Linked DNA regions of Homo sapiens: region 2 is linked to region 1. A link is an interaction called in ENCODE POLR2A ChIA-PET data of the cell type or tissue named here. Cell type or tissue: GM12878. All regions are shown on one strand. Links, peaks and the distances in the headings refer to the core of each region. The heading gives the core; the rest is flanking DNA.

What was found. ChIA-PET counts read pairs that join two places held together with the same protein. Peaks named below come from ENCODE experiments on the same cell type or tissue, not always from the same donor. Only the 100,000 strongest peaks of a DNase experiment are listed, where the experiment ranks them.
Region 2: POLR2A ChIA-PET joins it to region 1 with 5 read pairs; 2 of 35 experiments call an interaction of 5 or more read pairs at or near these places.

What each region holds. Positions count from the first base shown.
Region 1 is chr12:99,451,129-99,456,948 of GRCh38, forward strand. All of the region lies in intron 10 of ANKS1B (ankyrin repeat and sterile alpha motif domain containing 1B), which reads right to left. Among named protein-coding and RNA genes, the nearest start is that of GARIN6, 190 kb to the right of the region's middle. RefSeq lists enhancers at 4,043-4,544, 4,545-5,044. In GM12878, for the core only: no CTCF peak of the experiment used is centred there; DNase peaks (open chromatin) are centred at 2,393 and 3,308.
Region 2 is chr12:99,563,768-99,569,587 of GRCh38, forward strand. The region is part of intron 9 of ANKS1B (ankyrin repeat and sterile alpha motif domain containing 1B); the gene reads right to left. Among named protein-coding and RNA genes, the nearest start is that of GARIN6, 81 kb to the right of the region's middle. In GM12878, for the core only: no CTCF peak of the experiment used is centred there; no DNase peak of the experiment used is centred there.

The sequences.
Region 1 (5,820 bases), core at 570-4,569:
TACTTGCAATTTCAGATTGAAATAAGAGGACTATCTTCTTGTCAGATTCCCTTACTACATATTAATTATTCATTATGAATGTCAGTTTAGTCTATAATAACAACATTAGAAAAAATACTTATAGTTTATTTTATCTTTTAGAAGAAAAATATTCTATGACTATAAAATAATTCATGTGCAACATTACAGTCTAGTATTTTAACATCAATACCCAGCATGTAACAAACAGTTTAAGTATACCAGGGACCATGATAGATGCTTTTCAGCTGAAGAATAGGACTGAGATTACTTCTGGCTGGGAATTCAAGAAAGCTGTCATGGAAGAGGCAGGAGTTATGAAGGCCTCTGACAGACTAGTAAAATTCAGGCATGAAGAAATGGCTGGGAAGGGCGTTCCATGAGTTGGAAGCAGGTTGAGCAAAATGTAGAGAGATGGGAAAGAGGCACATTTGTGGAATAAAGAAGAGTTCAGTTTGAATAAAATATAATATTCATGGAGGAAATGCTAAGAAATGGAGGAGTCATACACAAAGACTTTGGGCTTTGAAATCAGAAAACCCTAAGCTGAAATTCTGGTATATTTAACTTCAGTTTCATCTTCTGTAAAACAGTGCCTTTCACATAGTGTTACAAAGACAAATGAGGCATGTACAGATACGTGTGTGTGTGTGTGTATGTGTATGTCTGTGTGTGAATACATTGCCTGACACATAGTAAGTGCTCAATAAAATTATCTATTACTATTATTATCAGATATATGAATATAATCATAATAGCAAATAAAACTAGATAGGTGGCTTGATGCCTTATTATGGAAAATCCTAAGTGCATCACTTGCATCACTAAGTAATCATCAAATATAAGTATTTAATAAATCCTAATCTAACAATTCATGAAGCACAATTTTTACGTTTTGGTATTAAGTCAAGAGTTGACAAATTTTTTCTGTAAAGGGCCAGATGGTAAATATTGTAAGCTCTGTAAGGCTACATGATCTTTGTTGTAACTACTCTACTCTCTTTGGGTAGCGAGAAGGCAGCCACAGGAAATATATAAGCAAATGGGTGTGTCCGTATTCCAAGAAAATTTTACTTACAAAAACAAGCAGTAGACAAGATTAAGTTTGTTGGTGATAACTTGTAGATCCCTGTCTTAAGTACTTCCTATGGAAATGTTTTCCCTTTTATGGACAGACCTAGAAGAATGTTATATTATACATTTTCATTTCCATATTCATATTATAGATGAACATTCTCACTGTGTAATTAAAAACTAAGGTTTTCAATATAAAGCTAGAAATTTGTCATTTGTACAAAAAATGGCATTATATCTAACACCAGGGCAGTCCTTTGTACACAGCAACTGTTCAATATATGCTCATTAAATAGATAAATAAATAAGACCAATGAAATCTTTACATTTTAAAGTAACTTTGTTGTAGTGATTGTACATGACTACCACTTCTGGGAGAAACAGTACAGAAATCATAAGTAAAAAAGCCCAAGTATCCTGTTTCAGTATTTTCAGTGAGAAAGTACTCACTATGTACCACTTGAGGAAGATAATATTTAACAGTAATTTAAGAGAATTAGTTAATAATCCAAATAATTAACACATTTTACTTTCTCTAGTGAAGGTTTGTTAAAAAGTAACAATTCTCTTAAATATACCGGGTTTGAACTTCCATTACTATCACCAACAATAGTGTTAAATATTCAAGTCTTAATTAGCCAGCAACTTTACCAGATGAAATGTGTGGTAGACAGCCTCTAGGATGGTCCCAATTGAGCCCCACCTCATGGTATTCACACTTTTGTGAAATTTTGTCCCCTAGGGTGTGAGTTGAACTCGTTGAATTGCTTCTAACAAAGAAGAGATGAGGCCGGGCACAGTGGCTCACGCCTGTAATCCTAGCACTTTGGGAGGCCAAGGTGGGCGGATCACAAGGTCAGGAGATCGAGACCATCCTGGCTAACATGGTGAAACCCCGTCTCTACTAAAAATACAAAAAATTAGCCAGGCGTGGTGGTGGGTGCCTGTAGTCCCAGCTACTCCGGAGGCTGAGCCAGGAGAATGGTGTGAACCCGGGAAGCAGAGCTTGGAGTGAGCCGAGATTGCACCACTGCACTCCAGCCTGGGTGACAGAGCGAGAGTCCGTCTCAAATAAAAAGAATAAAAAAGAAAAAAAAAGAAGAGATGAGTTGTACTTCTGGGAATAGGTTATAAAAAAAGACTGTGGCTTCCGTCTTGTGTGTGTCCTCCTTCTCAGATCTCTTGCACTGAGGAAAGCAAGTAACCACATTGTGAACAACCTTATGCAAAGGCCTACGTGGCATGGTAAGGAGCTGAGGCCCTCATTTCAACAGCCCACCAGAAACTGAACCTTGTTAACAGCCACGAGTTAGCTTGGAAGCAAATCCTTCAGCCCCAGTCAAGCCTTGAAAAGACTGCAGTTCTAGCCAACAGCTTGCTTACAGCCTCCCGGGAAATCTTGAGTCAGAGGCATCCCGCTAAGTCCCTCCTAGTTTCCTGACCCTGTGAGATAATTAATGTTTGTTATTTTCGGCCACAAATAGCAATAGATAACTAATATAGTAAATGTTTGGTTAACGTTTATAACATGGCCAACATGTTTGTGCTACAATGGTGCTTAGACTTTCAGCCTTGTTTTGAAGGAGCTGACTACTTAATGGAAAACATAGAAGGGCAAATATAATTACAAAATTGTGTTACTTATGCTACAAATTCAGCAATATGGGAACACAGAAGAATGAGCCACTAACCAAATGAGGGGGCCAGAGCAGAAAGTTAGGTTATAGGCAGAAAGAGAAAGTGAAGAAAAAAAATGTAATAGCCTTGAGGAATGAGTGCCATCAAGAACTCAAAGAGGGAGAAGCATTCCAGGCAAAGAAAACAGAATATGCAACAGGGCAGAAGCATGAACGAGCATTATGCCTTTGGGAAGCTATAAATAGTTCAGCTTGGCTGAAGCACAGGATATGTGTGGAAAAGTGAATGGAGATGATGTTGGCAAGATAAAGTATTCAGATGAAAGATGGAAAGGTGTATAAAAAGAAAACAAAATTGCCTTTGTAAAAGATTAAATTTTTCTATTTAGGAAAAAAAGTCAGCCACATTGCATTTCTAAAATTACTTTCCTTGAGGCTATGATCAAATGCTACTTTCATCTATAAAAAGAACAGACCACAAGGCTATAGTCACTTTAAAATTCTCTGCATGCAAGAGGCCACATCTGTGTGCTAAAGAGTAGAATGATTGACTAGCAGCTTCAAGCCAATAAGAACTTTGGTCTTATCTACACCAGAGAAGTTCTAGCAAAGAGTCAAAAACTCGAAGAGTTAGAGGACATCTAAAAGTCCAAGATCTCAATTCAAACATAAAAAGCAGTGCAATGAACAGATGGTTGGGAGAGTGTGCTCTCTCCCACCTTTCCTTTACTTTTGTTTCCTCCTCTTTCTCAACCCATGGCAGGGAGATGGTCTTTTAGCATAATAATTCACCAGAGGTATGCTGTAATTGGTGAGCAATATTAGTAGGAGAAATGTTTCCTTGTCTTATAAATTCTCTACTCTGAAGAATCTCAAGGATTTATGAGAAATGCAGGAGTCTTGTAGAATTTTACCTTCCTCCTCCCAGGATGATGCCAAGAATGACAATTCCCTGGCCTTGGCTAGCAAGACTGAACTAGAATCCTGGAGAACTGCACAGTTAAGAAAATGAAAGAGAAAGGGAGGCCATAGAAGATGGGTTCCCTCCCAATGCTTACTTTTATGGACTAAATGTTAAGCAATGAAGAAAGTAAAAAAGAAAGAAAATATTTTGCATCACATCAGTAATCCGTGGATTCTCTGTTTTACTAATGCACTTGTGCTTCAATTCTTATTTTGGCTCTTCAGGCTCTCCTGGTTTTGAGTCCCATTTTAGGTTGTATGCTTTCCCTTTTGTCTTAACAACCTATTCTTTTCTCCGGTTGTACTCTTAGTGGTCCCTGTATTCATCTTCTATATCTTTCTATTCATTCCAAAATTATGTAAACACCCAACCTGACCAAGACACACCCTAGCACTAGCCCACCAGGCCAGAACCCCTACTAAGTAGCCACTGACTCTCTATGAAAGGAAGTTAGAAAATGAACCTGCTGAGAGTAAAGGGGGAAAAAGGTGGATAGGAGGCAGGACTAACTTGCAGCTGCCACTCAGATGGACAGAGCAGCATGTGGAGACCCACATCATGAACTTTTGCTCCAAGAACTACCATAGGAACATACCAGGAAAGCAGAGAAAACCACAGACCCTTTGAAGGAGTAGATTGCCACTGCAGGCTCTGTGAGTCAGCTTGCTTTCTCAGCAGGGAGGTTTGTAGCCTGGGGCAAGTTCTTAGTCCTGCTCATAGGCTGCCTGGAAATAAACGGTGCTGTTGGCAGGGCACAGTGGGAATGAGACTGGCCTTTTGGGCTGTGGGCTGTGTGGGAGTTGGGTGAGGTCTGTGGCTGCTGGCTTTCCACCACTTTCCTGGTGACCTGTGCGACTCAGCAGAGGCAGCCATAATCCCCCTGGGATATAACTCCATTGGCCTGGGAACTGCAACCCCACCCCCAACAGTAGCCACAGCAAACCCCACCCAAGGAGAGTCTGAGCTCAGACACACCTAACCCTGTCCCCACTTGATGGTTATTGTCTGCTGGCCCTGGTAGCTGAAGACTAAGGACATAATCTCTTGGGAACTCTATGGCCCCACCCACGGCCTGATCCTTCCTATACTACTGCAGCTGATGTGCTATTGAAAGCACCACCTCCTGGCTTGAGGACAACCAAAACAAAACCAGCGCACTTAACAAAAATACAACCAAGGACCCTCAGAGAGTCCACTTCACTCTCCTGATACCTCCACCAGAGCAGGTGCTGGTATGGTATCCACAGCTGAGAGACCTGAAGATGGGTCAAATCACAGAACTCTTTGCAGACACTCCCAGTACCAGCCTGGAGCCCAGTAGCTCCACTGGGAGGCTAGATTCAGAAGAAAAATAACAGTCACTTCAGCTCTCAGGAAGCCCCATCCCTAGGGGAAAGGGAAGAGCACCATATCAAGAGAGCACCCCATTAGACAAAGAATCTTAACAGAAGCCCTTGAGTCCTAGATCTTCTCTCTGAAATAGTCTACCCAAATAAGAAGGAACCAGAAAAAAACAATTCTGGTAATATGACAAAACAAGGTTCTTTAACACCTCCAAAAGAACATACTGGCTTACCAGCAATGGGTCAAGATCAACAGGAAACCTCTGAATTGCCAGAAAAAGAATTCAGAAGGTCGACTACTGAGCCAATCAAGGAGGCACCAGAGGAAGGTTAAGTGCAACTTAAAGAAATCAAAAAAGATGATACAGGATATGAATGGAAAAATCTCCAGTGAAATAGATAGCATAAAAAAAATCACAACTTCTGGAAATGAAGGACACACTTAGAGAATTACAAAATGCACTGGGAAGTCTCACAATAGAATCAAACAAGTAGAAGAAAAAAACTTCAGAGCTTGAAATCAAGGCTTTCAAATTAACCCAATCTGATAAAGACAAAGAAAATTTTTTTTTTAAAATGAACAAGGCCTCCAAGAAAATTTGGGATTATATTAAATGATCAAACCTAAAACTAATTGATGTTCCCGAGGGAGAATAGAAATCTAAAAGTTTGGAAAACATATTTGAGGGAATAATAGAGAAAAACTTTCCCAGCCTTGCTAGAGATCTAGACATCCAAATACAAAAAGCTCAAAAAACACCTGGGAAATTCATCACAAAAAGAT
Region 2 (5,820 bases), core at 1,139-5,138, 110 kb after region 1:
AGTGCAATAAGGTAAATAAAGTGCAATAAAATGAGGTATGCCTGGATATCTTTCCCACCCACTTTAAAACATTTTTACTGTGTATTTTCTCATAGACAATATATTGTACTATTGCATGCACTTTAAAATTACATTAATAGCCAAATAATGTACTTACCCTCTGCCACTTTTGTCAGTCAAGATCATGTTTGCAAGATTTCTAGATATAGTTAATGATATGTTTTCTACATTTTATAGTTTTCTAGATATGGATATTTCATCACTTATTCACTCGGTTCTCTAGAGATGAAAATTTGGATTGTACTTGTTTTGTTTTGGTCTTGCACCATTACAAACAGGATTGCAATCAAAACTTCTATGTACATTGAATGAAAACTTCTCTAGAGTTCATACCTACATGTGAAATTGTTGAGCTCACAGAAATTTGCCAAAAGGTTCATACAAAAATATTTACTACAGCACTGTTTACAAAGCTAAAAACTGGATACACTGAAATTATACCAACCAATAGCAGAACAGGTATATAATTTTTAATATATTTATGCAATGCAATTAAAGAGAATTGTATAGACGCATACGTGCTGATACAGAAAGACGCCCAAAATTGATTGCTCAGTGAAAAAAAAATTAAGTTATAATACTCTATATAAAATTATCCCATTTTTTATAAAAATAAATGATAAAATTAATAATATATGTACATATTTAGAGAAAAAATAGAGACCAATTTAAGAAATTCATGTTAATAACTATGTATGATATATAAGATAAACTTGTATTTTCTCTATTTTAAATTTCAATAGTACCAGATACACATTACTTCAATCTACACTTATAACCTGAATGAATACATAATTTCTTCTTATCCTAATAATGACACATTTTGCTTTTCTGACCACTAACATCCCTTACAAGACTAACTTTTTCCATTAATTCCTAACCAATTTCTGTTTTTAGCACAAACAATAATAGTCTGTACTTACTTACACTACTGCAATCTCCTTGTTGCTATATCTTGAAATTTTTCAAACTTGAAATTAATTACATTCATTACCACTGCTTTTACCAGGAACCCTTCTGACTCTATAATATTCTCTCTCAGACCTGAATAAATATCATATTATTATAACAACCTTCTAGGTCAATTATGGGATTTCAAGTTAAAAATATATAACTGTAAAATTTAAAGAAGGTGTGCAGTGAGAAGGAAGAGTTGTTCATTCTGGAAAAATATATTTGGATACCCAATCAAGTTTCCTTAGAATGTCATTTACTTGAAAAAATTAACCATTATCCATAAATGATACTCTTATTCTTAAAGAATTACAAAAATTAATCCCTGTATTATTTCTAAATTGATCAGAATTATGGGTTCTAATTCAGTCTAATAAAGGTCACAAATAATTATAAATATTTAGTAAGCTGTTATTCATTGGGCACTATGTGCAAGAAATAGAGGACATAGTGGTAAATAATATAGATGAGCTCCAAGTCTAAAATGGCATCAACTAAATTAGGTGGGGATGAGGCTCTTCATTGCAATCCATTAAGTGCAGCTCCTGGGGCACAAATCCTTCCATATATGGACCCATGAAATGAAAGAGACAAGCCATCCTTCTTCAAACCCCCCAACCTATAATGGTAGGATAGGCACAGCACAACAGCTATAGACATCACAGTTCTAATGGGGGAAAATGAAAAGTAAAAAGGAGTCACAGGGGTCACTGTTTCAAAGGAGTTCTGAAATCCAGGGAGTAAATGGGAGTTTCTTGATTAGGTTTCAAGGGCAGAGAATAATCCTCCTTGGCTCTCAGCTCCATTCTCTGAAGGCTCCATCCTTCTTGGTTCTGCCCTCTGAGTCATCCTTCCTTTTTCATGAAAGGTAACACATGTTTGTAGCTTAGTGGTTTTATCAGACTGCTTCCTGCTGGTAGAATTTTGGGGACTTAACCATCTCCTTTCCTTTTGTAGTATTGTCTCTGACCTTTTTAGATGAAGCTGGCAGTGTTTCTGCTTCAATAAATTTCTCAAGAACTTTGTGGGTCTTCCATGGATTTCACAGGGATTCACACCATAAAAGAAAAGCCACATCCACAGATGTTTTTAAGATTGTCCCTTTTCTATATCTTGGCTTCCTGCTGAGAGGGCTAGAGGACAATGCCCTTCAGCCTCCTAGAGGCCCTCAGGTTTGTGTGAAAAAATCAGTGAGGCACACCCTTAATCTCTTGAAAAGAGCCTTTGTACTGAATACGCTGACATTTTGATCTTTCTGATATTTTTAGCAAAAGTCACACACTCTCAATGCCATACTTTTGAGTATGGCTATTTCTCAATGCCATACTTTTGGCAGCCATTTCTGAATTTTAGCATCTTTTGCCATCTGGAGAGGCTGCGAATTTTCAGTCACGTAATCCTAATCCATTTTCTTTAACATGTCTTCCTTCAACTTATCTCTCTTTTGCATTCTATTACAAGCAGTAAGAGAAAACCAGTAGCAACTTCAATACTTTGCTTGAAATCTCCTTAGCACTACATACAAGCAAGTTCATTGCCCACAAGTTCTTCTTTCCATAAGATGGCAGAATGCACAATTTTGCTAATAGTTCTGCAAGTATATAAAAAGGATCCCTCTCCTTCTAATTTCCAATAACATGCTCCTCACTTCTGAGCCTAACAGCAGTGCTCTCAAAGTTCAGATTTCTACTAAGGGTCTGTTCATGGCAACTCAGGCTGCTATGGTTTGAATGTGTCCCCTAAATTTCATGTGTTAGAAACTTAATCCTTAAATTCATGTGTTGATTAGAGGTGGGGTCTTGGGGGCTAATTAGGGTTAGATAATGTCATCAGGGTACAGTCCCCATGATGGAACTAACGGCTTTATAAGAAGAGGAAGAGAGAGAGCTCTGAGCTGACATGCACACTCTTGCTCTCTTGCCTTGTGATGCCTTCTGTCATGGAATGAGCCTCACTAGATGACGGCACCATGCTCTTGGACTTCCCAGCCTCCATAACCATGAACTAAATAAACATCTATTGCTTATAATTTTCTCTGTCTGTGGTATTCTGTTACAGCAACAGAAAATGGACTAAGACATAGGCTTCCTCTATCATGTTCTGCAAACATTTCCTAGCCTTTGTCTACTGTCTAATCCCAAAGCTGCTCCCATATTTTAGGTATGCCTCTTGGTACCAAAATATGCATAACATCTTGGTGGCTTAAAACAACACTCAGTCAGTTTCTCCTGCTTTTCATCAGTCAGGAGTCTGGGCCTGGCTCAGTCTTATGCTCAAAGCCTCCAAAGCTGCACTGAAGGTATTGGCTGGACTATGGTTCTATGATTCTGATCTAGAGCTTGGGGTTCTCTCTCAGGTTTACTCAGGTCATTGGAAGAATTCAGTTCCTTGCAGCTGTAGGACTCAGGCCGTCAGTTTATATAAGCTGCCTCTCTCCATAGGCAGTTTACAAAATGATTCTTTGCTTTCTTCTAGCCCAGCAGGAGACCATCTCTCTTTAAAGGGCTTACCTAATTAGGTCAAGCCCATCCAGTAAAATCTACCCTCAATAACCTTAAATCCAACTGACTGGGGGCCTTAGTTACATGCAAAAAGCCTTTTATATGCTTATATCCCTCTGAGTCAGGAAAAAACTACCAGAGTTCTCACTCCCCCATCAAGAGCCCCCCGACACACACACATACAAACACATACCTAATTATAGATAATATTTTTTTCTAAAATACATCCATATGGTTGTGTGATTTTCTCCAGTGGTGCTGAACAACCTTGGTTCAGAAGTAAAGAATCTTGACACTAGAACTAATCCAAGAAAAGTGGGTAAGAAAAGGTCCCTAAAAGGTTCTCAACATGAAGCAGCAGGAGAAATTCAGAAGAGGAAGAGAGATCTCCATCAGCCACTTGGAGTAGATAAAGGTATCAGGACCAAGATATGCTAAAGGGGGCAGATAATCATCCTGTCACAGAACAGAAATCTCAATTAGAAGGCTTTCCTAAAAAAATTTCAAAAGACCATAACTGCTCTTACCACACTTTACGTAACCAAGAAGTGGTAATCAGATAAATCTCCTAGGAAAGAGCTTATCAACTCAATTGAGACTACATTTATATGGAGAGGGACAGAGGCAGCCAGGCACATGAGTCAGCTCCCCTGCCCCCAGCACCACCTTCCACTGTGAGGTTTTCAGACTTGACAACAAGGACAATTTATTATTTCACATTGACCAAAATCCAGTGGTTAAATGAGATTACAGTCCTGTTGTATTAGTTTCTTATTGCTGCTGTAACAAATTTTCATAATTTATTGGCTTCAAACACTCACAATATTTTACTATTCTCTAAGTCAGAACTATGAAAATCAAGGTGGACTAAAAGTGTCAGCAGGGATGCATTCCTTCTAGGGGCTCTAGGAGAATCTGTTTTCTTGCCTTTTCCAGCTTCTAGAGGAGACTTGCATTCCTTGGGCTCATGGCCTCTTCCTCTACCTTCAAAAGCCAGCAGCATATCATTTTCAAATCTCTCTCCTACTCTGAGATTTCCACCTTCATCTTATTAGGACACTTGTGATTATACTCAGCCTACCTTGATTACCCAAGATAATCTTTCCATCTTAAAATCCTTGGCTTACTCACACCTGCAAAATCTCTTTTTTACAGAAGGTAACATTTTACAAACTTTCAGGCATTAAGATGTGGGCATCTTTCAGGGGTCTCATTTTGGTTATCACAACTTCCAAATACCTTTCTAATATTCAAACTCAATCATTTCATTTGGGCTGATGATAAAAATGCTCTGTAATGTTTTAATGAGTTTGCTTATAAAGTTTATCTGAAATATATTTCTATAAATTCTTATATTCTCTGACAAAATCAACAGAGGTGTTAGATTGAACAAATTTGATTAGCTAATAGAAATTGTTAAGTAACATCATGTTCTTAAGGAGTTGCTTCAAAGCATTCACAAAGCACCTAATTTATCCTTGCAATTGTCAAATAAGTAAAAGTAGGTATCATAAAAGAAAATTTCAAGTAAGGAAATGAAAGCACACAGTGGCTTTCCTAGATCTCCCAGGGAGAAATTCTGGAAGAAATATGAATAGAACTCAGCTTCTCTTACTCCCATTCAGTAGCTTAAAAGGCTAGGAATAATAGTTACAATGATTCATACTGATTACCTAGTGCCTCTTCTCCAAAGTACTGCAAATCCACAAGAGAAATCATCACAGACACGGTGATATGTCTTTGGTTAGTTTTTCTACCTCCTGGTTTCAACAAAGCTTTAAAGAAGTATAGAGAACATGGAACAATCTGTGAGAAACTACTCCACCTCGAGTGGTTCCACTTGAAATGTAAATAGGTTTGGAAGGTCTTAAGTAAACATGACTTGAAATTTAAAAAACATATATTGTTAACCTGACTGGAAGGTAAAAACAAATTTAGAAGAATAATGGATGTGCTGTCTGGAGGCTATAATTACTGGTGCTCTAACACAGCAGTGTAGCGAGAGGCTGGGAACTGCTTCATGAAAAGTGCTGGGGAACTGGACAGAAATTGGTTGGAATCTCAATTCTTCTGCTTATACTAGCTGTATAACCTTGGACAAGCTACCTAAACTCTCAGATTCCTCATCTTAAAAATAATAATAGCTGTCTTATAGAGTTGATATAAAAATTAAAGGTACTACATGTAAAATACCCGGCACATAAAAGCACTTAATATCTTTCCTACTTGGGAAAAAACTAAAATGTAGGAACAGACTTTCCTGTTAAGAATGTTTGTAGTGGATGCTCTGTTGTGCTGCCCAGAT